6 separate regions of the Mus musculus genome follow, and regions 1, 2, 4, 5 and 6 are each linked to region 3. Evidence: chromatin loops called from intact Hi-C (ENCODE). Cell type or tissue: heart. All regions are shown on one strand.

Region 1 (4,000 bases), 83 kb after region 3:
AAGCTAACTCTTGGCACCTACAGTTAGTTCACATGGGCACTGCCAGCTCTCTCTCTCTCCTCTGCTTCTGTGTGGCACCCACTTCCTTTGCTTAACTTTGTAGCTCCCTCACTTTCGATCTCGTTGGCCACAGAGCATCCAGTCAGTACCACACTGTAGGAGTGGTTCTGGGGATGGAGGGAAGTGAGTTAGCAGTGTTACTTCCCACATGGCTAGCTGTCCTTGGGTCTAGATGCTGAGGAAGACACTCATGTGACTGCCGTTTATTTAGCAAAAGTGTGTCCTAGATTATTATGTATCAGTTTTACAGATATTCTTTTTATTGATACAAATTACATTTACTGTGTGTGTGTATGCGTGTGTGTGTGTGTGTGTGTGTGTGTGTGTGTGTGTGAATGTATGTGTGTGTGCTCTATGTGTGTGAGTGAATGTGTGTGACATGTGATGGTCAGAGGATAACTTTTGGGCATTTTCTATCCTGTGAATCCTGGGGATTGAACTCTGGTGTCAGGCTTGGTGATAAATAGCTTTATCTCACTAGCCCTCATAGGGTTCATTTTGGGAACAAAACACCTTTTTTTCCCCCACACTTTTAAAATCTGAGGTTGGATATTGAGATTTTACTTCTTTCCTTTGGAAAAAAATGCAATTCATTTACTCAGAAATTTTGAGCAAGAAGGATATAAAATATGGATCTTCTTTTTTTCCTCTCTCTCTCTCTCTCTCTCTCTCTCTCTGATTTTTTGTTTGTTTGTTTTGTTTTGTTTTTGAGAAAAGGTTTCTCTGTGTAATCCTGGCTGTCCTGGAACTCACTCTCTAGACCAGGCTGGCCTCGAATTCGAGATTCCCCTGCCTCTGCCTACCAAGTGCTGGGGCTCAAGGTGTGTGCCACCACTGCCCAGCTTTCTTTCTTTTTTATGTTTCAGATTTAGTTTTATTATGTATCCCTGGCTGGTCTGGAGCTCTTTGTATAGACCAGGCTGTCATTAAGCTCAGAGAGGTCTAACTGACTCTGCCTCCCAAGTACTAGGATTAAAAGTGTGCACCACTACATCTGGCGACAATAAGAATTCTTAGCTGGTGGCGCACGCCTTTAATCCCAGCACTTGGGAGGCAGAGGCAGGCGGATTTCTGAGTTTGAGACCAGCCTGGTCTCCAAAGTGAGTTCCAGGATAGCCAGGGCTATACAGAGAAACCCTGTCTCGAAAAACAAAAAACCAAAAAACCAAACAAACAAACAAAATAAGAATTCTTTCTGTGGTGACATTTGTTAGAGACTCATTTGCAAGAAATTTATTAAAATTTATTTGATTTTACACACATGTGTGATTTTATGAAGGTATGTATGTATGTACATACACACACACACACCAAAAGTTCCCTCTCCCCCTTCTTCTGTCCCACTTCCCTCTCCCTCCCTCCTTCCTCCCGCTTTCTCCCCATCTTCCTTCTCTCTCTGTCCCTCCTGCCCTCCTTCTCCTCCTCCCTCCCTTTCACCCTCCTCTATCCCTCTCCCTCCTCCCCCCTCTCCCATTCTCCCTCTCTCTCCCTCTCTCCCTCCTCCTTTCTCTCTGTCTCTCACACACAGTAGTAATTAAATTAAACAAACAGAAGATGAAAACAAAATGCTAGGATCGCCAGAGATCCTTTCTGGCACTTGGTGGGGGAAAGTAGAAGGTTTGAACACTGTGTGTTGGTTTTGTATTTTCAGAGCTTCAGTTCTAATACAGCACCCCCAAGCGGCAGGAAGCTAATTAGCAGTTGAGATGTGAGTGGAGACAAGTGAGATGTTCTGTAATCACACACCACATTCTGAAGCTTTAATACCACCAAAAAAAATCTCAGCAATAATTTAATGTTAATTACATGTTTAAATACGTTTTTATATATTCTGGATTTGTCAGAGACTTTCTTAACATGCCCAACAGTATTTGAACACAGTGGCCTTACACTTAAGGAACATATTTAGGAATGTATTTATAAGAAAACCAGCATTTGTCCTGTAAGCACCCGTTCTTTAAAACACTTAACAGTGTGCAGATGCGGTGCTCTGTGATAATTTAATTATCCCTTCTGTGGAACGGGTATGGAGAAGGGTGGCCAAGTAGGTAGAATGGCAGGTTAAATAAATACCAACCCAGGTAGGTCATCAGGGTTGGCACAGCACCCTTGCATTGAGCCATGTCTCTCGCCACTTAGATACATTTAAGAGAACTAGGCATGTTTAGTAGCAGCCTCATATTTGGGAGAAGTAATATTTAATTTTGAATGCATTGTATCTCTATTTTGAAGCTATAATAAAGTCATGTGAACATTTCCTTCTAGGTCCCATTGTTCTTTTAGGCTGTGACCTCAGGTACAGAGGACTGTGGCGTATTCCAGTTGTGGCGCTCCTGCACCCTTGGCCTGTGGCACGGTCCTCTTGTGTATTGGTTCTGTGTGTATTTCCTTCTGATGCTCATGCCTACTCCATCCTCCTGTATTACACCCAGATGGGTCTGCCATGTATTAGCATTCCCTCACATTCGTTCCTTAAACCCGAGCTATGGCTAGCTCTCCCTTTTCACTTTTCTCACCTGGAGTAGTGAGGTTAAGATCTGGGTCTCCACTGATGCGTGTAAACCCAGCCTTTTAATTTTAGTTCAGATGTAAAAGTCTTCCTTATGCACCCACCCCACTGTTCAGATTTTCTCATCACCCCTTCCCTCCGTTCTGAAGAGGATAATGAGATTGTCCTGCACAGTTTTCTTCTCATCTTTTCATAGCTGTAGGAGGCTTTTCCCGTGGATGCTAATTTTATTCAAATTACCCAAGTGATAGAACACCCTCTTGGCTGTGTGCTCCTGCATCCCAGAAAGCCTTCCTACTCTTTGCATAGAATTGGGTTTTCTACTTTGGGTGGCATTGTTTCACCTGGGAGAGAGATGGTGGGGGGTGTTTGCAGCAGGCTACTATCCCCAGGCCAGGCTTTTTCCAATCAAGGGATGGTTCAGCCTATCTGAGTACTTGTCTCTGTATTGCTGCTAATGTTTGTTTGAAGGTCACTTTACTACTCTGCATGGCTTTGAGCCCTGTCTTCTACCAGTCTTAAGAGGTGTAGCCATTTTTCTATGGAATGTATGTTTAGCACACATTTTTAAAAGGGTAGTTTAAAAGAGTCATTTCTCTCTTACGGACATTAAGATGCTATGATTTTTATTGTTATGCAGACCTGGATCTGAATCCTAGGTTTTCATGTAGCCAGATGGCCTTGGATACTGTAGTCACACTCTCTCACAGGGCTGTAAAGATTAGATGCAGATTGTACCTGTTGTGGTGCACATGAGCGGCAGTGGTCATTGCTGCCACTGGGTCCTTGAAGCCTAGAACTGAGATAAAGATGAACAGTAGGGAGTTGGGAGAAAGCCTTATGATGTCATGATGGATAACCGTTAAAGACTCCTACAAGAGGAATCAAAGCTCCGAGGCTACAAGTGTCCACAGAAGTCTTCAAAAAACAAAGCCATTTTCAGATCTAAGCTTTTCAGATTAGAAAGGTAATGGGGTAGATGCTCACATTTGAGGGCCTCTGTCCAGTTTACTGTTCCCCATTCCTTTGTCCAGTGCCAGTCCCTCAGTTGTGTCAGGTGGAGAGAGAAGTGTCCCACTGTGCCAGTTAAGTGCACATGCATGTTCAGTGCTCAGTGCTGCCCCAGGCTCTGCTGGGCTCTGGGTGAGAGTGGAGTGAGGCAGGATCTATCCCCAGATTGCTGATTGAGGGGAGGAAACAACCAGAGGCTCGCTCTTTCTCTCTCTCTCTCTCTCTCTCTCTCTCTCTCTTTCTTTCTTTCTTTCTTTCTTTCTTTCTTTCTGGTAGGGGAGGGGTTAGATATTCGTTCATTTTTAAAGATTTATTTTTATTTTATGTATAAAATATTATAATTTACATATATTTTATATATCTATGTATATAGAATATTTTATGTATCATATATTTTTTTAAGATTTATTTATTTATTAT
Region 2 (4,000 bases), 190 kb after region 3:
TCTTAAGAAATCTCAAGTTTGAAGACTGGTTTTGCTACATAAAAGAAGAAACCGGGAGGTTCCAAGGATGCAGTTCGGGAGTAGAACACTTGTTCATGTGGCCGAGGCTTGTGTTTGATTTACAGCAGCCCCCTAAAAGAGAACAGTTTAGGAGCCAGCACCCAGGCAGTCATAGATTTATTCTTACCAAGAACTCAACCAGTAAATCAAAAACTCTGAATATAGTTTGTCCATTGGAATTTTTTTTGTATTATTCACAATAAGAAAAGCTAAGTGTTTCCAAATCAGGCCATTATTTGTGTTAAAAATGTTGACTGGTTTTGTAAGACAGTCCAGCCCATAGTTCATGGTGACCTAACCCTCACTATTTAATAATCCAGGCTGGCCTCAAACTATGGTGGTGATCCTGCCACAGCCGTCCAAGTGCTAGTACTATAGACACTGAGTCCCAACTCCCCATTAAGTTTTATGTCTTAATATTATTCTTACAATAATACAGATATAGAAGTCCATAAATAATTCCTTACTCAATTGGGAAGCCTTTTTCCCCCCCGCTAAGATCCTATAAATGCTCAATATATGTTTTTAAAAGACCCTATGGGAAATACATATATTGTATTATAAAAATACAGTATATTTCTTAAGCTCTTGTAAATTAAATGGACAAGTTGGACTCTTTAGTCACATTAAGAATGAACGATGATAAGAAAAGACAAAGCAGATGACACCAGGGATCTTTGCTTGCCTATTTAAACACTGGCTGGTACAGAACTGTAAATCCAAAGTACAAAGGTTAGGGAAGGCCCGTCTTTCCAGTTCTGCTCTTGGGAGAATCAGTTGGCACATTTTGGGAGACATTTTTGATAGTATGTATTATGAACTTTAAATTTTTCCAAACCTACTGGCCCCGAATTTCCTGTGTGTCAGAGGATTTGTTGTAAGCATAAAGTCAGGAATGTGTGGGAATGTCCATCCATGCATACACACATCTATATACTTTTAAAAGTGGAAGTCAGTGTGCACAGAACCCTAGAAGAGCAGACAACATGAAATACAGAAACAGTGATAGAAACGTCAGGCCTGTAACCTTCACGTTCTCTGTGCATTCGGCAGTGTCCCAGACTCAAGTTACGCTGGAATGGGCGAGAGGTACTTTTGGATTTGTTTTTATCAGTTCACAGGGTATTTAGGGAAAAGATGGGGAATTTCGAAGATAGAAGAGTACACTGGTGTCTTTAAAGTTCTTTCCCATCACCCTTTTCTTATAAGCTCCGAGAGGCCTTTCTCTAGGCTTAAAAATGTCACCTGACTTCAGGTGTCCATTCCAGTACTGGTGCAGATAGTGATGAGCTGGGCATGGGACCAAAGAATAGATCCATTCACCTCCTGGGGCATCAGCCACTGCCTGCTCACCCTCATGTGCATGCTTATGTCAGGAAGAACACTGGGGGCCCCACGTATCAGGGGAACCTATAAGCAAAGCAGTTCCCTCAGGATTCACAGAAGCTGCAGCAAGGAAACAGAAATTTCACCTGGCTCCATCTATCGGTGAAATTCTCTCCCTGACCCCTACAGAAAAGCTGTTTTTCTATTTGTTTCTATTCTCTGTAACTTGCTGGTATTTCCTTCCTGTGTTTGGATTCTATAGTTCCATAAAGAAACTGAGAGATACTAGCTAATCATAAAGCTCTTTTCTTTTAAGACAGACTACCTTGAAGATGATGTGAAACTAAGATGTATAAATTATGCAGGAGTTTGTCAAAACAAAACAAATTGCTACCTTTTAGAAGCCTACAGGGAAAATAGGAAGTTTCATATTGTTGACCTAAGACTGAAATTTCTGTACTTGTTATAGGTTAGAATGTATATAGATATATTTACATGGTTATTTTTAGCAGTTAAGATTAACCTTACTTAATTCTCATCGAAGACTGTCCCTTCTAAACTTATTTGAAACTGAGCTAGGCCGCTTAAATATATCTTCATTTTTTTTTTTTTTTTTTTTTTAAGATTTATTTATTTATTATATGTAAGTACACTGTAGTTGTCTTCAGATACACCGGAAGAGGGCACCAGATCTCATTACGGGTGGTTGTGAGCCACCATGTGGTTGCTGGGATTTGAACTTCGGACCTTCGGAAGAGCAGTCGGGTGCCCTTACCCACTGAGCCATCTCACCAGCCCCCATATATCTTCATTTTTATCTGAGATATTCCTTAAGTTTTCCCAGGCATCTCTTTTGTTGATAATATTTATTGGTGTCTTATCTTCTACAGTTGTATACGTCTAAGCTTTTGGCCAAATTCTGAATGTTGGCATTTAAAGGTTGCCTGACATTCTTACCCAGGTTGTTTCTCTTTGAACACTGGTGATCCCTCTCCCTGTGCGTGGGTGGCATGAGCCACAGCGTAGCTTCTCAATTGCAGTTACTAAGGAAGCACAAGTCTGTGGCTAGAAAGTTTTCAGTCTCCTCTAATGATAAGTTCTGCACTTCTGTGTATCCAAAGTGTTGCTGGCTGTGTTCCTTTGATACTGATTCGCTTCCACTTTTCTCGGATCCTTAGCATTCATTCTGCTGTAACAATGGTCCTTTAGACCAGGTGTGGTGGTGTAAACCTACAGTCCTGTCAGTTGCCAGGCTGAGGCAGGAGGATTGGGAATTCAGATATCCTGTGATTTTTGAGGCATGCCTGAGCTATGTGAGACCCTGTCTCAAAAACAATAAAAAGCTAGTTTTACCTGGACTTTGATATAGACATGTGATTGTATTCAGAAGTCAACTGTAATTTACCCCATCAACCTTCTGTCGTTAGCACTGTGTGCTTGCCCTTAACTCACAGTGGTCCCAGCTCCTGGGGGCTGTGTTAGATTCCCCGGCAAGGTCTTTCCCTACCTTTGTCTCTGTTTGCTTGATTTTGTACTGTCGGCTCTGTGTTTGAAGAGAAGGATGTGTGATACTCCAGTTTCCCCGTGTCTTACGCCTCCACTGCAGGCTTCTGGGGATCTCTGTCTACCAAGTAATACCCTGATGCCCTTTGGCTCTTTCCTTTTCTAATTATACCTTCTTAGGCTCGCCCAGCCCACACTTTTGCTGAGGCGGCTCCCCACAACAGGTGTCAGGAAGGGAGAGGAATAACTTGCCTGCCTCTAACTGATTCATCAGAGAGTCATTAGACGCCCACCTCTGCCTCTTTTGTCCAGGAGAGGCAGGGCTCATGAGCATTCTGATCCTGTAGCCAACAAGGCCATTTCAGTGAAGGAATTAGATTCTAAGGATGTCTTCTTGACTATCAAGCTGGTCATGTCTTAGAGTGTGTGCAAACATCCTTCTTGTGTATTTATTCAATCTGTTGAGTGGAATCAACCTGAATTTCAAACGTCTCATTTAGAAAATTTAACTCATGGTCCAGTTTTTAAAAATGTCATAATTCTTTGAGGCCAGCCTGGTCTACAGAGTGAGTTCCAGGATAGCCAGGGCTACACAGAGAAACCATGTCTAGAAAAAAAAACAAGAAAAAAAAAGTCATAATTCACCGGGCAGTGGTTGCACGCCTTTAATCCTAGGCAGAGGCAGGTGGATTTATGAGTTCTAGGCCAGCCTGGTCTACAAAGTGAGTTCCAGGATAGCCAGGGCTACACAGAGATACCCTGTCTCAAAAAAAAAAAAAATCGTAATTCCTGAAGTTTTTGCCTGTTGTGTTTTAGAAATAACCTCTAAATGGCACACCAGTTTCTTTCACCTGTGCCCTGTGCTGGCCTGTCTCTAGCTGGTTCTCTTCTGACACACTTGGCAGAGTCTGTTCTTCTCTTAAGTGGCTTTGCCCTTCACCCCTCCCCCGCCCTACTGTGTAATTCAGGCTGGTGTTGATCTTGTGGTCCTCCTCCCGAGTCCTCCTAAGAACTGGGGCTATGGTCATGGACCACTGTGGCAGCCAAATAAAGCTTTTAAGATGACTCATTTGATAGGAGACTTCGCTTGATCTGAAGCCATCCTGGGATG
Region 3 (4,000 bases):
TCCTTGCTCTTATTCTTTATAAATGGGGCACTCCCTAACCATGCCAAGGCACCAAGCCTCGGCAGGCACTCAGGTGGCTCCCACAACCCTCTCCAGCTTTTCTTAAAGCTCCTTTCACATTCTTCAAAAATAATAAATTCTGTCTTCCACTGCACACCCAGTTGAGCACTTCTGGTCTAACAGAATTACCTTAGGTCATAAAGTCATAATGCTACACATGGGAGATTTAAAAGTAAATAAATAAAAGTTTACAGTGCTGATAGAATGAATGGATGAATGAATGAATTCTGCTAAGACAGCATATCCAAATTCATAGATTTATGACCTTAGGACCCCTTAAGTAGAAGTTGCCTACTACACAAGAGGCTAAGAGCTGGCTTTAAAGGGAGCACAGTGCATTTGCCTGTGTCAATACTAGACCTGCAGAAAGACTGCTTGAGCTCAGGCACTTTGAGGAACCTGATCAATACAGCAAAATACCATCTCCATTTAAAAAAAAAAACTATTTCTAGAATCGGTGTGATTCTTATCCAAACATATTTTCTACTGTGGTTATGTATCTATAAGCCAAGGTACAGTTACCAGATTTTACCAGATTAAATAAGTAATTGCCCTGTCCATGCTTACCATACCCAGAGCTGTAAGCTGACAGTTGTTTCAAGCACACATGCATGTGTTAGTCAGCCTCAGGACCAACACCTACCAAACATACAAGCCTCACACACCCAGAAAGCCCCGGGACTCATCCCTTTTAATACAAAGCTGGTTTTTACCTATTAAGCAAGCATACTCTGTAAGTTTTTTCTTACAATTTTATCAGTAGTGTTTCCAGAGATAAAAGAAAACGGTTCACAAGAAAGAAAAATTGACCCTGTGACATCTTGCATTATCCTCTAGGCACTCTTTCACGTGTGATGATGGGTCGGTCGGTCTGTCTCTAGCAATCTACATCAGACCTCATTCTCAGTAAGTTGTGCCGTATCACTTCAAGTACACTCTCATCAGTCTGCTAGGAAAATTATGAGGGCTAATAACTTTTAAATCTCGACAATTATTTACAGAAACATACTGACAATTTTTTTCCCACTAGGAACTTGGTTAAAGTTCCATTAGATGCTGCTATTATTTCCATTTAAAGATTTTCGTAACACTGGAAGTCAAATAGCTCTACTAGACTAGACCACTTTTACAGCAGTAGATAGTACAAGGAAGCTAACTCCAGCCTCGGAGCCTGAGCTCTCACTGGACTTGATCACCTTTTTGGTAAGCTTGAAAACTCACATACACATACACATACACATACACATGCCTGCTGCAGGTCAGTCTTAATGCTAACCTGAGCGGAAGAAAGACTGCAACTTAAGCAGACTCCCAAGTAGTTTGCCCTGCGGCCAGCCCATTACCTTTCCTCCTTATTTCCAACTATTCCCGCTCTCCAAAAGAAAGGAAGAAATCAAGGAGAGAAAGTAAGCATTGCAGCAGTTGGCCTACGGTGATTCTCTCCAACCCTTCGCGTCTCCAAAGTTCCCCAAATTCGAGGGGGCAGAAAGAGAGGGTCCTCCGTCAAGGGGAGGGGGAGGAGGGCAGCGATCAGATCCGCCCGCCCGTTTTCGAGCTCGCACACCAAAAATGGAAACTCCGTTTGTCTTTTTTTTTTTTTTTCCCAAAGAAAAACCATGGTTCCTATACCTCAGTGGACGTCGAGTGGAGTCTCTGGCCCGACCCCCACACGCCGGCCTAACACCCGCCGAGCCTCCGAATCGGACCGCGGCCGCTTGAGGCGTTTCGGAAGCCCCTCGGCCGGCTCTCACGCTCGGGGTGGGGGGACAGCTAGGACCCCGGCCGCCCTACCCGCCGCCACAGTCCGTCCCTCCGCCTGGGCCTCGCGTGTCCGCGCCCCAGAAGAGCCGTGCAGGACAGACAGACGCCGCTCACCTGAGAGCCCGGACGGACCCGGAACGCGGAGACGCGGCGGAGAGCGAGCGACCGTCAAGCCCCGCAGGAGCACGCCGTGAACCGCCGGCCGCAGGCTTTCCGCTCGCTCCCAGAGCGTGTTTTCAAATCGCCTCGTCCTCACGCGGACGCGTCTCCTTCCGCCGCCCGGAAGTGGGGGCCCTCCCTCGCCGCGCTCACGTGACCGCAGGTCGCAATCGCGCGCAGCCGGAGGGCGGGTCCAGATTTGCACGCCACGCCCCCTCTAAGAGGGGCTGCGCCGGAAGCTGGAGGAAAGAGAGGAGGGTCTAGGGTCCAGCAAGCCGAGTCAGGTCTTCCAGCATCCTTGGCTTGGAGGATGTTGGCTGGTTACAGCTTGAAAGGCGGTCTTCTCCCCCCAAGGACTTCAGTTCTTCAAACCTGGAGCTAGAGAAAAGTATAAACTGAGCTTAATTGAGGAAGGAAAAAGTTTCGGACAGCAAAGATAGCATTTCTGGGAAGGGTAACCTGGACTAAAGGCAAATAGACAAATGCTAAGAGGTTACAAACTATACCTTGTGGCAGAGTCCCGGAAACCTAGGACAGGGTTTTCCCCAATTCAACATTTTCAGCATATAATTAACTTCTACTAATCAAAGTAAGTGGATTTAGAGAAATTTGAGACATTAAAATGCCTACAAAGAAGATGTGAAGAAAGAAATCTTGAAAACAAAACCATCTAAAGATTGACTTAGCCACATATAAGGAAAAGCATACAGATAGAGTGTCAGCCTAGAGTCAAATTTGTCTTTGCAGCTTCCTACATATAAGAACTAGAAAAGCCTAATACCTTATATTGAGGTTCAATATACGAAGTAGGGATAAAACGATAATAACTAAATTCAGGAGACCCAAGCATCAGAATTAAGGTCACACCTCCTCTGTGTTAATGAATAAAGAATAAAGCCAAAAAGCCACCACACAGACAACCTCCCCTCCCCCACCGCACCTGCCTTGGGAGTTGATGACATTATATGTAAAACTATAAAATAAAAAAAAAATTATAAAGGCTTATGCCACCTAGATATGCCCCCTAAACTCCAAAATGCTACCAGCTTATTCAGAACTTCTCCCTTCAGCTTTGCAATGTATATCTATCTCAGTATCAACAAGGACTAAAAGATAACTCTGCACATCCATTCTGAAATATTTTCCTACAACCTCTTCACCTTAAATAGCATCCCATCCTGCCAGTTACTCAAGCCAAACCTTAAAAGCTGGCATCTTTCTGAGACCATGTGGCTTCTAACCCAGGAGAAAAACCAGCTGGCTCTGACTTCCACTATTAATCACCATCTCCCTGGCTACCTTCAAGGTCCACATCACCCCGATCAGAGGAAAGAGCCGGGAACACATTTCTCTCCATCTTAGACCCCATACAGTCTAACATTTGCAGAGCAGTTCTCGGAATATTTTTTTATATATGGCAAAGCATGTCACTATAAAACTCTTCGGTGGTTCCCCATGTCACTTACCCCCCCAAATCTAGAGTCCTTCTGATGGCCTCAAATCCTACCATATTGGAACAGTCCTTTGCAGTCCTCTGAGCACTGTTTTGCTATGTTCCCTTTTCTCTCTGTTCCTGTGACCTTCACTTCTTTGCTCTCCTTAAATACAAGAGACGTGTACCCCTTTATCTTTCTAGTTAGACCTTTTCTTTATATTCCTATCTGCCTGAAGTACACAACCCAGTAAATCCACTGGACAAATTTCCCTCACTTGAATTTGCTCAAACATCTTCTACCTTCAAGGTATGCCTATCCTGGTGGCCTGAATTAAAAATCATAACATATTGTCCTACATATAGACATTTCCTTCCTCTGCTCAACATTTTTCTTTCTTAGGGTGTACCACCTTCTAATGTACTGTATAATTTACATACCGCTTACTACCTGTCCCCCTCACTCACCACTAAAATATATGTTTCATGTTGCACCTCTGTTTGGTTCAGTCTATATCCTAAATACCTAAAATAGTGTATGGAGCATAGTAGGCCCACAATAAATATCAACAAAACACATGCTATTTG
Region 4 (4,000 bases), 67 kb after region 3:
AGTCTTGGTTTTATAAGAGATCAGGTTGAACAAGCCAGGGAAAGCAAGCCAGTAAGTAACATCCCTCCATGGCCTCTGAATCAGTTCCTGCTTTTTGACCTGCTTGAGTTCCAGTCCTGACTTCCTTTAGTGATGAACTAACGTGGAAATGTAAGCTGAATAATCCCTTTCCTCCCCAACTTGCTTCTTGGTCATGATGTTTGTGCAGGAATAGAAACCCTGACTAAGACACCACCCCATCACGTAGGCATTGTTAACTCCCTCATAAACAATGAGAACACAGATTCAAGGAAGAGAAAATATGTCATGAAGAAATATGTAGTATATAGGTCCTCGTGGTACATCTCCTGCTTGCCCATACTTTACTACCTATCAATCAAATTTCCAATCTAAATTGATCTTCAAATTTCAGTCCAATAGTTTTCCTTTTTGTTTTTTGTTGTTGTTGTTTTGTTTTGTTTTTCGAAACAAGGTTTCTCTGTATAGCCCTGGCTGTCCTGGAACTTACTTTGTAGATCAGGCTGGCCTCGAACTCAGAAATCTGCCTGTCTCTGCCTCCCAAGTTCTGGGACTAAAGGCGTGCGCCACCACGCCCGGCTAATAGTTTTCCTTTGGTTACATCCTCAGAACAATATCTTTAAGGACTTCCGATCTGACATTACTTGGAAGGCCTAAGTGCAAATCATAAAGTTTGTTAGCCAATAGCACCCTCCCCACCCACCAGTCAGTTTCCTGACTCTGGGCAATTTCAAAGCTCCTGGGACAGTAGATAAGTTATTGTTAACACAAGGCAGAAAAAGTAGTTACAACTCTCTAGTCTAGTATTTTATAGGTGCTTCTGCCTCCATACCAGAAAATGTTAGGCTGTCTCTCTGTTCTTTCCCCAGTTCAAAAACCGGATGATCACCTGTTTAAAGACTGAATGTGTGACTCATGCCTGTAATTCCAGCATTCCAGAGGCAGAAGCAGGAGGATCTGAAATCCAAGGTCATTCTCTGCCTCATAGCAAGTTTGAGGCTAGCCTGGGCTAGAGGAGACCCTGCCTCAAAAAGCAACAACAAAGTTACACATGGCCACATTACCACATATGATCCAGAAATTCTACTCTAAGTATGTATCCCAAAGAATTGGAAACAGGTTCTTTAGACAAATGCATGTCTAGGGGTTTTCAGAGAACCAGTTCACATTAGCCAAAAGGTGGAAATAATCTAAACATCCACTAATTTCTGTAAGAACAGATATGCAAACTGTAGAATACACAATGGTCAGCTTATGTAGCCACAAAAAGCAATGAAGTAAGAGGCATGCTACAATCTGGATGAACCTTGTTTGGATTCTTTGACCTGGCCAGAGTGACCAGGCCCAATGAAGCTGGCCTGTGATATCAGCTACGAGCTAGGGAAGCTGAGGCAGGAGGTTTGTAGATTTGTAGGCTGCCTGGGCCCCAGAGTTCAATGCCAACCTGGGCAGCTTAGTGAGTACCACCCCCAACTACACACACACACACACACACACACACACACACACACACACACACACACATACACACATACACACAACCTGCCGCGTGCTCCAAAAAGACACACGACTCCATTTACATGAAATGTACAAAAAGGTAAATCGATAGAAACAGAAAAGAGATTAATGGTTTTCAGGGACTAGGCAAAGGAGTGACTACGTAATTGGTGCGGGGGTTTCCTTCGGATGGAACCCTTAAGAATAAGGAGGTGAAGTGATTATCGTTGGCTATTCTAAGTGTAATGAGTGCCACAGGATTGTTTATTTTTAAATTGTTATCTCTACGCTTGGTTGAGTTTCATCTCGCTTAAAAAGAAAAAGTTTGAGAACCTTCTCTTTGCCCTTCTCTGGGCTTGGAATCTTCTTCACGGATCTATGGCAAAAGAAACCGTCTTCATCCTGGGGGGAGGGGTGAAGGCCTTGTCGGCAGAAGGACCCCTGCCCCCAGTTGTTTAAGCCGCCCGGCATTCGTCGCAGCGCGCCTTGGGTCCCACTGGGTAGGCACACAGGGTCTGAGTCGTGTCCTGAGGTCGGTGCACGTAGCCGGGGTCCTTGGGGGGAGGGGGAGCGCACACCCCATCTCTGGAGACACATCCCGCCCATTAGAATCACAAAAGTTGGCGCTGAACTCAGAGTAGGAAGGGGTGCCGTTCCCAGCCTCGTGGAGTCCCCGACGAAAAGGGCCCACGTCAGTCAGGAGGCTCGCGCTAACTCGTGCGGGCGACTGCCACATCCCCGGTGTGGGAAAATGCATTCTTTTGTTGTTGGCGGAGACGGGCCCCTTCCGCAGCTCCCGGGCCAAGGTGGGCAGCGCGGCGGAACCGGGGCTCGGGAAGGTGGGGGACTGCACGGGGCCGCGCTCCCGCCCTCCGCGGCGCCCACGGAGCGGCAGGCGGCAGCGGCCCGCGAGGGGGCGGCGGCGCGGGGCTTTGTGGCCGCGGCGCGCGCGGCGGGGCCTGGCCGGCCGGGGGCGCGCGGCCGCCCGGCGCCTGGAGCCCGCGGCCCTGCCGGCCGCCCAGCCCGCCAGAGCAGCCCAGGCCGCCGCGCCCGCGCCTCCGCGCCCCTCCCCGGGACTTGCGGCCGCCGCGCCGCCGCTGCAGGTAGGAGGTTGAGGCCCGGAGGGCCGCGGCCGGCGGGGAAAGCGGGCGGAGCGGGAGCGCGGGGGTCTGGCGGGCTCCCGGGCCGAGCCGCCGCGCCCTCCTCCCCGCAGGCCGACGGCCGCCTGCGCGCGCCGCGGTGCCCCGGGAGCCCGGCCGGCCTGCCGCGTACAAAGCGCCGGCGCGCGGGCCTCGCAGACGCGCTGGAGCTCCCGGGACGGGAGCTTGGAGCCCGGGGCCCGGGAGGCTCTTGGGGGGAAACCCGGCTGACCCCGCGGAGCCCCGGTCCACATATCCCCACTGTGTGCGGGGGAACTGTGCTCACCGCTTTTCAGTACTTGTCTCCATTGAGACCCCCTGCCTCCTCCAGTCCGGTCCAGAGGTATAAAGGGCTGGGTCCCTCCTAAAGAGGATCTTAGAAGGAAATAGTGCATCACATCCCTGCCCGACTGACCTTGGGAAAGCTCCTTTACTCTGAGGCTGCTGGGTTGATGTTTCTATAATGGGGGAGTAGGGTGTGATGTAATACCCACCCCCAAGTACTATTGTGAGAGATAATGTGTGTCGGCTGATAGCTAAAATTAAGCACTTCATGTCCCAGGCCCTAGGTCCTAAACAGTTGGCTTGAATTATTAAACCATCGCACGGGCAATCTGTAAATTGCAGGAAGGGTTTTTATGTTGGAGTAAGAAACAAGAATTTAGTCTCCTGTTGTGATTATTGAGAATGGATGTTTTATTGCTATGATAAGTACAAAATGTTTTGCGGTACTTAGGATAATGGTTCTAGGATAAAGACACATATTTTCACACATTTAAAACTGGAGCTGGAATAATAGGGCCTGAGTTGTGTGTGTGGGATTTTCGCATATCCGAAGAGACCATGCGTGTGTAGTTACCCAGGAAATTGTTGAAAGTTAATAAAATAGTTCCTGAGTTTAGGATTGAGGCCAGCTACGAGAGTTTGAGACCGGAGAGCAAGAAAAGGGATGGAGAAAAAGTATTTCAAAACCCGGAGAAAGATGGGGTCATCCGCTTACTCTCCCCACAGCTGCGTCTTGCGACAGGTCCATTCTGAGGAGGTAGCAGGAGAGGTCCTGAAGAAAGATCAGAAGTTGTCTTTCTTTACTCCTGCAGCAGGGTGAAAGCGTTCAGAAGCCATGCAGACCCTGTCGTTAGGCCTGGAAAAGCGTTCTGCGACTTGGGATGCAGGGGTTCCTGGTAGCAGTGTTTGTTTGTGTTTCGGGAGATGACGATAGCAAACAGCCCCCAAGGTTGATAAGTGGTTAACTTAGCAGCGGCCTAACTGATGTGAAGAAGGGGAGTTGCGACCCTTCCTCACTTAAGTGTCCCAGTGGGCTTGAAGAAACTTTTGAGTTTCAGTTT
Region 5 (4,000 bases), 430 kb before region 3:
CAGGAAGTGGTGGCCGCAGGCAGCTCCGCCCCCTCGCGAGTCGGGGCTGGTCGGGCAGGCTCGGTGGCGGGACCTGGCCCAGAGGCTTGCAATGCCCGGGCGAGCAGATGGGGAGGATCGCGCTCGGCCTTCGGGGCGCGCGCACCCCAGGCAGCGCGCCTCGCTCGCGCCCGCGCCTCCCTTCCAGCCCCCTACCCTCGGCCCCACGTTGCCGGGCATCAGACAGGGTCGAACCGAGTACAAGATGGCGACTCGGCAGTCCGCTCTCCGGGCAGAGTCGGGGCGCCCCTTAGCGCGGCGCGCGCGTGCGCGCGCCCGACGTCCCACTAAAAATAGCTGGGACCCGTCTATATTTGGTTCGCCGGATCCCGGCGCGGACGCGCGCGTCCCACCCCGCCCCGCCCCACGCCGCGCCGCGCTGAATGGAGACGGGAGGGGGTGACCGAGGGGAATCTACTCCGCTATCTGCCGCGCGCGCCGCCGCCTGGGCCCGGCCAACCGCCCAATTTAGAAACATCGCCTGCGTCAATCACGCGCCTCGCGTGCGTCAGCGCCGCGCGGCTCCAGGTCCTGCTCCCCCAACCCCCAGCCTTTGAATGGATTCAATGTAGGAGCGCCCTCCTTCCTTCTGGGCTAGGATGGGAACGCACCCGCAGCCAGGGGGCTCGGTTCCTCTGGACTGGGACAACTTTCGGAGCGTCCGCTCACGGTCTTAAGCACACCAGCCGGCTAAAGTGAAAGTGGAGGCGTAGACAGAGAGACACACTATGCATGTGTTGTTTTGTTTTTCGAGTTTCTGGTCCTAGTTCGAACCTTCTTAGATTCTGAAGCATGTGCTATGACTAGGGGATCCTATTCCCCCAACTTTGCCACCCACACGCTCAATTGTTGGGGCAGATCAAAAGAAAATGCCACTTGAGATTCTAGCAGACCACTGGAGACCGCGTCTGTCTGTGTTGTTTCATTCTAACGTCTTCGTAAAAAAAAATTTTTTTTTCTGAAAGAGGTTACTTTCAGTTAGCAGCAACCTTTGGAACTAAGAGTTCTTAACTCAAACATGTTTTGTTTTGTTTTGTTTTGTTTTTGTTATTTGTTTTGTTTTGTTCTCAGCAAGAAAGTGACACCCTAAATTTTTTTCCAGGAAAAAATCGCTGTCCCTTATACAGTCGCCCAGACTTTCTACATACTTGGAAGACAAATGTACCTCCCCCCCCCCGCCCCCCGCCCCAGGAGACCATAGTTAAGATCCCCTAGAGACAACCTAATGAATCCTGTTGACTGATTTTGAATATTTCATTTGAGAGGTGGAAGGGGAGGCATCTACAACCCTCAAATGCGAGTTGAGTTCCATGTCTGACCCGGTGCTGGGGAGTAGAGGAACAGTCAGACTCACTCAGCTGTTCAACACGTGTGGTGTGTTTGTTTTATATATAGTTTCTCGTGCAGCGCGCGCGTGGCTGGATGTGCACTTCTTTGGATTATAAAGCGTCCAGTCAAGAACCTCACACCATAAGTAAAAAGAAATAAAATCTTGTCCCTGGAACTGTCTGCATCCTAGGGTGAAACACTAACAGCATGACAGGAGGAAGAGGCAAATTAGCCTAGGCGCAGAGGGCCAGAGGGACGTAAACAGCCTTAGAACCATTGCATGAGGGAAGCACAGCTGCACCTCTGGGAGTCTTCGGCCTGGTGCCAGACTCCTTCAGCTGCGACTGCCAGGTCACTCGGAGAAGCTGGCTGGCGTAGCCTTCCCTTTCGGAAGAGCTGTCCTCTCTCTTACCCCCTGGACCTGGCTAGATGCCTCGGGGCAGCCTCGGAGGCGAGCCAGCAGCACTCCTCCAACTCTGCTCCACCCGGAGCCTGACAGCTGGGCGGTCCCGCCTGACCCGCGGGCGGGCTGCGGCACCCTCTGGTAGACCGGCGCCCTGGCAAGCGGCTCCCGTGCAGAGGGGTTGGCCGCGCGAATCTGAGAAGCCTCAGGGCTGGGGTCCGCAGCTCCCCGTGGTTTCCATTGTGCGGCCGTGAGAATGGCCGGAGGACGCGCGCACGCGCGCGCGCACACACACACACACACACACACACACACACACACACACCCTCGCACACGCGGAACCGGCTGGGCCAGGGGAGGGAGGAGGAGGGTGACGTAGCGTCCCATGTCGTCACATTGACGTCTCGCATTCCAGGCACTCTATGGAGAGGCTGCTAGGGCTCCTGTGGCATAAATGACGTGCCGAGAGAGCGAGCGAACGCGCAGCCGGGAGAGCCGAGTCTCCTGCCTCCCGCCCCCCACCCCTCCAGCGCCTGCTCCTCCTCCGCTCCCCATACACAGACACGCTCACACCCGCTCCTTCACTTGCACACACAGACAGACACACGCGCGCTCACACGCTCCGCACACACACTCCACTCTCTCCCGCGCGCTCACACCCCTCTCACCCGGCTCCCTCGCCAGTGTCGCGCCGCGCCGCGCCGCAGCCGGACGCCCCTCCAGGGCTCACTTTGCAACGCTGACAGAGCCCGCAGTGTCCGTGGAGGTGGGAAACGTGGCGACATCCTACCCCCTGGTCGCAGCCGGAGACTGGATGCCTGCGGAACCTCTCGGCGGCGCTCTCCCATGAGTTGGGATCGCAGCATCCCCCGCCAGCCGCTCACCGCCTCTGGGAGCCGCTGGGTTTGTGCACCGCAGCCCTTCCGGGACAGCAGCTGTGACTCTCCCCCAATCCAGATTTCGGGGTCGCTCTCTAGAAACTCGCTCTAAAGACGGAACCGCCACAGCACCCAAGTACGTACGATATGCCCAGTTAATGTGGGGACTTGCTTAAAAGTTGGCGCGCTGGGAAGTGTCGCTCCTGAAATTGACAACTTTTAATATGGGGTGGCCCCCTCCCGCCGCCTCCCCTTTCAGGTTTTCTCGCCCAGCTACCGGTGGGTTCCAAGCTGAAACTTTTCCCTTGTAGCTGGCCCTCAGGGACTCTGAAGCTTGTGAGATTCCTCTCCCCACCCAAAGAGGCTAAAAGCCTCTAACAAAGAGGAGGACCTGGATTTGTGCTGTAGCTGCTCCAGCGTCGTAATTCAGGGTATTTCGGCTCTAGTTGTCATGGTAATGATGCTCTCGGCGGCGGCGGCGGCGGCGGCAGCGGCTGCCGCTGAGGCAGAGTTGGAGCCCCGGTGATGAACGGCAGTAATTTTCCTGCCTTTTAAGTGGAATTGGAAATAGGGACTCTGGTGGGTCCGAGTTAATGTGTCTAATGGTGAAACGGAGCTGGTTGTCTGGGAGAAAGCTTAGGAGGGCCAGTGCCTGGGCAGCAGCGGCCGGAGTTTGCAGAGGCTCTGGAGGAGCTCAGCAAAGAGGGTGTAATTGTAGGAATGCGGCTTATTGTATTGAAATGAGCCCCGGGCTCCACTAGGCACGTCTGCCTGGCGTCGCCGACTTGCTGGTTTACACTTTTCCCCATGGAGGTAATCGGGTGTAATTGCCGACTCTCGCGCCCCGACACGCGTGGGGACCAGGTCCCTCTTCTCCAGGCCTTGGCTGGTGTGGGAAAGGCTTGTGTTACTTTTCAATGAGCTTTCGGAGAAGTTGCTCCGAGTGTTTTCTTCTTAGTAGAAAGGAAAGTTCTCGATGGTGAAAAGGGGAGCCGAGCAGCGGAGCGCAGCCGGCGGAGACTGGCTTTCAAAGGCACCTCTCGAACCTGTTGGAGGCTTCCGGCAGTCATGCGGGAGCTCATGAGCATTGGTCCCTTGATTTCCAAGAACGTTCTTGGAGCTGGCCTTTTGTTTATGTGCCCGGCTTCTCCCGAGGGAAGAGCCGCGGGGACTGTGGTCAATAGTGCTCTGGAGCTGCTTATCCTAGGGCCTGGGAGGGCTGGGAGAGAGGTTACAGGGTTCGGTTCGGCCATTCCTCCGCTGTTCCAATTCTGGAGCTCCTTTGCCAACAATCGGGAAATGTTTCTTATAGAACCAAGTTGGAGAAAGAAAAGCTGCCCAACGCGCATAC
Region 6 (4,000 bases), 210 kb after region 3:
GAGGCTCTGTGAGGTACAGAGAGTAGCCAATCAGATGAGGATCATGCAAATGAGGCGTAGTGCATAACCAATCCGGGTGTGAGACATGCCTCTTCTAGGCCTATATAAGCAGCACCAGTTCTTGGCTCGGGGTCTCTTCGCCTCTGCAATCAAGCTCTCCCAATAAACGTGTGCAGAAGGATCCTGTTGCAGCGTCATTACTGCTAGCCAGTCCAGCGCGCGCAAGAGTCTTCCTTAGCTGTATGAATACCTTCCCCGCCTCCAAAGGCAGAACTGTTTGACTCTTAAAACTTCCCTGGAAAGACCCCTGAGGGGCAGCTGGGAACCTTTGCCTCCCCCTCCCCAAATCATTCCCTCCTCCTGAATTGAATGCATTATGGGTGGGTTTCCATGGAGACAGGAGTGACTCTCAGGCTCCTTTGGAACCCAGTCAGTTTTCAGTCCCTCCAAGCCCCCTGCCTAGAGGGGCAAGGGAAACCTAAGAAGATTCTCATTGCGTGTTCTTTTTAGTTTTTGAGATTGTAATATTATATATATATATTTATATTTAGTGTTTGGCTTTATTTTGATTTTTTGCTACTTAAATATTATCTTTTTAGTATTCACAACACTATTAGCAATATTAATAAATAACACTAATAACTATTAACACTAATAATTTAATTTTAATATTAATATTACCTTTTAAAATATTTCCCTGCATGTATGCATGTATACAACTGCGTTCCTGGCACCCAAGAATGCCAGAAGGCGTTAGGTTCCCTGGAACTGGACAGATAGGTGGTTATGCGACACCACATGGGTGCTAAAAACTGAACTCAGGTCCTCTGCAGGAGCAGCAAGCTGGGCATCTTTCCACCCCCAGTGATTTTTCATGTGTGTGTATGAGCGAGTGCAGGTGTGTGTGTGTGTGTGTGTGTGTGTGTGTGTGTGTGTGTATGTGTGTATGTGTGCCATGACATCCATGTGGAGATCAGACCACAATGCCAAAGGATTGGTTCTCCCCTTCTACCTTGTTGAGGTGAAAGAGGTCAGCTCAGGGCATTTGGAAAATTCTACCAGACCCCTCCCCTCCTGGAAAAAAAAGGTCATGAAACACGTAGGCACCCCCCCCCCCCCCCCCCCCGCAGAAGGGAGTGGCTTAATTACATTCCTCAGACCATGGTGGTGGTGGTGGTGGACTGACCATTGGCCACCTGCTGGTGGGGGAGGCCCAGAGCACATAGACACAGGGCACGTTGGTCACCTAGAAACAAGGGAAGTCCTTGCCACCTCATTCCCTAAAGACCAATCAGTTTAAAAGTCACACTGTTCTGCCAATCACATTGTGCCTAATGGCTGCTCCTCTGAAAACTGTATAAATACTCGCTGCAGGAGATGCACGTGGTCGACACTTTTTCTTCTGGTGTAGGACGACCCCAACACGTTGGAACAATGAATTCCTATTGCTTTTTGCATCAATTCCCCACTCCGAGTCATTCACTCAAGAGTCCCAGGTAAACTAAGGCTCGCCAGAGTCTTACAGAGGCAGGTCTCTGTTTTTGTTACTGCTGCAATTGTGCACTGCAGACTAGTTGGCTATTGGGCAATTCTCCTATCTCCGTCTCCCACATTTCAACAGGAGTGCTAGTGTTCTTGATGGACACCACCACACCCAGATTTGTGTGTAGGTGGCCGAGATCAAACTCAGGTCACCAGGCAGGTGCAGCAAGTCTCCCTGACCCCAGATGACCTAAGTCAGGATAAGGGAACAAAGAGCAGTTACGGCTGCCGCTGTTTTCTGGTGTCTGGAAGGTTTCTCAGATACAATGGCTACAATGTTTTAGGACTGCTTCAACCACGTAGGGATTTACGAAGAGTTTCAAGTCTGTTCCAGAGACAGGAGGCTGAAGTGAGCGAGGATATTAGGAAGGTGTCTCCTCTGGAGACTGTCTGTGTCTCCCCTAAACACTAACGCCCACCTGTTCCTGCGTTATAAGCACTAGTTATGTCAAGCAATTTGCATACATTACCTGGCTTAATAACGTACTCTTACAAAATGGATTTAGAAGCGAAATATAAGGACTATAGCTGGTCCAAGTTCTCAGAGTTAGATTGTGGGGAGCAAGGGGCAGAGCCTGGAGCAGAGTGCGCTAGGCTTTCTTATGGACTGAAGTTTCTTACTGAAGGACACAGATAGGAGCACACTGAACAGAGCAGTGGCATAGTTTTGTTAGTTTATTGCCTTTTTACTTGTTAAAAAAAAAATCACCGTTAATTGCCTTTTTACTTGTTAAAAAAAAAAAATCACCACTTTATACCGAAAGGTAACGGCTGTACTTGGCTTAGTTTTTGTTTTTTTTTTCAAGGAAACCACCCGGACTTCAAATGTTTCCAATGAGAGAGCTGGAGCTTCCTGTCCTGGGAAACATCATTGCAACTCACGTCTGACACCTAGTGGACATTATGATAGCTGTTTATCTGTTGCATGCCAGCCCTTAATCAGGAAGGAGACTGCATTTTTTTTTTTTTTTGCTTTTTAAAAATTAGATATTTTCTTCATTTACATTTCAAATGCTATCTCAAAAGTTCCCTATACCCTCCCCCCCCCCCCCCCCCCCCCGCTCCCCTACCCACTCACTCCCACTTCTTGGCCCTGGCATTCCCCTGTACTGAGGCATATAAAGTTTGCAAGACCAAGGGGCCTCTCTTCCCTGTGATGGCAGACTAGGCCATCTTCTGCTACTTATGCAGGTAGAGACACGAGCTCTGGGGTACTGGTTAGTTCATATTGTTGTTCCACCTATAGGGTTGCAGTTCCCTTCAGCTCCTTGGTTATTTTTGCTTTTTTAACATCTGCTTTGCAGTTGGACGCTCAGTTTCACATTTCAGCCATTTACTAACTCTGAAAACTTGGACAAGTTGCATCTTTTATATTTCCTTTCTAGAAACCATTTTGTAAGAGTATTTTATTAAGTTAGGTAATTTATGCAAATTGCTTGGTAAACTAGTACTTATTCAGTTGGAACAGCCGGACATTAGTGTTTAGGGGAGACACAGGTGGCCTCTAGAGGAGCCACCTGTTGTAATATCTGTGTTAAAATTTTGTTTTTGTTATTAGTAGAATTTAAGGAATTTACATATTTATTGATATACTATCCATTTTCTTTGTTTTGATAGGACGTAATTGTAAAGTCTGCTTAGCTACAATATATTGTTATGGTCCATAAGTACTATAACCATTCAATGGCTTTAGCTGTCTGGCCTCTGCTTGCATCTCCAACTGATTTATTTATTTTATGTATGTGAGTACACTGTCTTCAGACACACCAGAAGAGGGCATCGAATCCCATTACAGACCACCATGTGGTTGCTGGGGATTGAACTCAGGACCTCTGGAAGAGCAGTCAGTGCTTTTACCCCCTGAGCCATCTCTCCAGACCCAGATTGGTCTCTTATTACTCTATTTCTGCACTCCAGGCCTGCTGGCCTAACAGATCCATGGCTTCACCCCACCACTCTCAGGACCTTTGTGTCTCACCCAGTACCTGTCCATGTACTTCTTAAATCCTGTTTATCTTTCAGATTTCAGTTCAAACAATATTTATTCAGGGACATTTTCCTGGCTTCCCTCCCAACTCTCTGGCCAGGAAAGTCTGCTGTTACATGACTTGGGAACATTCATTGTTTTAAAGTTTATATATGGGCAATCCCTGCTCAACCGTTATAAGCACCTTGAGAGTTGGGCTGTGCTTGGCCCATTGCTCTGTCCCTGTGCTCTGTCCCTGCCACAGTGCCTCTGATGAAGTCGCCTCACTGCCAGGAAGACAGCCACTTAAGAAAAGTTCCTTTCCAAATGGTTGCCACTCCAGCATACTACCCCTAGCCCACTTGGCCCAGGAAAACCTCACTCATCAGAACTCGTGCCTAAACTTAACATGGCGGGAAGGAAACCACAGAATTTTGACTTAGCCTGGTCACTACTCATAAATAACAACTCTAGAAAAGAATATGGATGCTA

Evidence for each region. Peaks named below come from ENCODE experiments on the same cell type or tissue, not always from the same donor. Only the 100,000 strongest peaks of a DNase experiment are listed, where the experiment ranks them.
Region 1: it touches region 3 in a loop (4-fold over the local background); 18 of 42 quality-filtered maps call a loop at or near these places.
Region 2: a loop joins it to region 3, with 3.0 times the contacts of the local background. A loop is called at or near these places in 6 of 42 quality-filtered maps.
Region 4: it touches region 3 in a loop (3-fold over the local background); 17 of 42 quality-filtered maps call a loop at or near these places.
Region 5: it touches region 3 in a loop (3-fold over the local background); 3 of 42 quality-filtered maps call a loop at or near these places.
Region 6: a loop joins it to region 3, with 7 times the contacts of the local background. A loop is called at or near these places in 15 of 42 quality-filtered maps.

Annotation. Positions count from the first base shown.
Region 1 is chr4:48,554,208-48,558,207 of GRCm38, forward strand. The region is part of intron 2 of Msantd3 (Myb/SANT-like DNA-binding domain containing 3); the gene reads left to right. Among named protein-coding and RNA genes, the nearest start is that of Msantd3, 16 kb to the left of the region's middle. In heart, a CTCF peak has its summit at 1,750; no DNase peak of the experiment used is centred here.
Region 2 is chr4:48,664,363-48,668,362 of GRCm38, forward strand. All of the region lies in intron 1 of Cavin4 (caveolae associated 4), which reads left to right. Among named protein-coding and RNA genes, the nearest start is that of Cavin4, 2.8 kb to the left of the region's middle. In heart, a CTCF peak has its summit at 1,556; no DNase peak of the experiment used is centred here.
Region 3 is chr4:48,471,331-48,475,330 of GRCm38, forward strand. It overlaps Tex10 (testis expressed gene 10), which reads right to left and starts at 2,133. Exons shown (of 15, transcript NM_001355740.1): 1 at 1,936-2,133. In heart, no CTCF peak of the experiment used is centred here; a DNase peak (open chromatin) is centred at 2,131; H3K4me3 peaks cover 2,417 bases; H3K27ac peaks cover 1,345 bases.
Region 4 is chr4:48,537,951-48,541,950 of GRCm38, forward strand. It overlaps Msantd3 (Myb/SANT-like DNA-binding domain containing 3), which reads left to right and starts at 2,131. Exons shown (of 3, transcript NM_001145924.1): 1 at 2,131-2,321. In heart, no CTCF peak of the experiment used is centred here; DNase peaks (open chromatin) are centred at 2,251, 2,301 and 3,071; H3K4me3 peaks cover 2,685 bases; H3K27ac peaks cover 2,763 bases.
Region 5 is chr4:48,042,932-48,046,931 of GRCm38, forward strand. It overlaps Nr4a3 (nuclear receptor subfamily 4, group A, member 3), which reads left to right and starts at 2,374. Exons shown (of 8, transcript NM_015743.3): 1 at 2,374-2,785. In heart, CTCF peaks have their summits at 645 and 1,903; DNase peaks (open chromatin) are centred at 40, 410, 1,840, 2,150 and 3 weaker places; H3K4me3 peaks cover 4,000 bases; H3K27ac peaks cover 3,448 bases.
Region 6 is chr4:48,678,730-48,682,729 of GRCm38, forward strand. No RefSeq gene overlaps it. Among named protein-coding and RNA genes, the nearest start is that of Cavin4, 17 kb to the left of the region's middle. In heart, a CTCF peak has its summit at 2,425 (motif pointing left); no DNase peak of the experiment used is centred here; H3K27ac peaks cover 417 bases.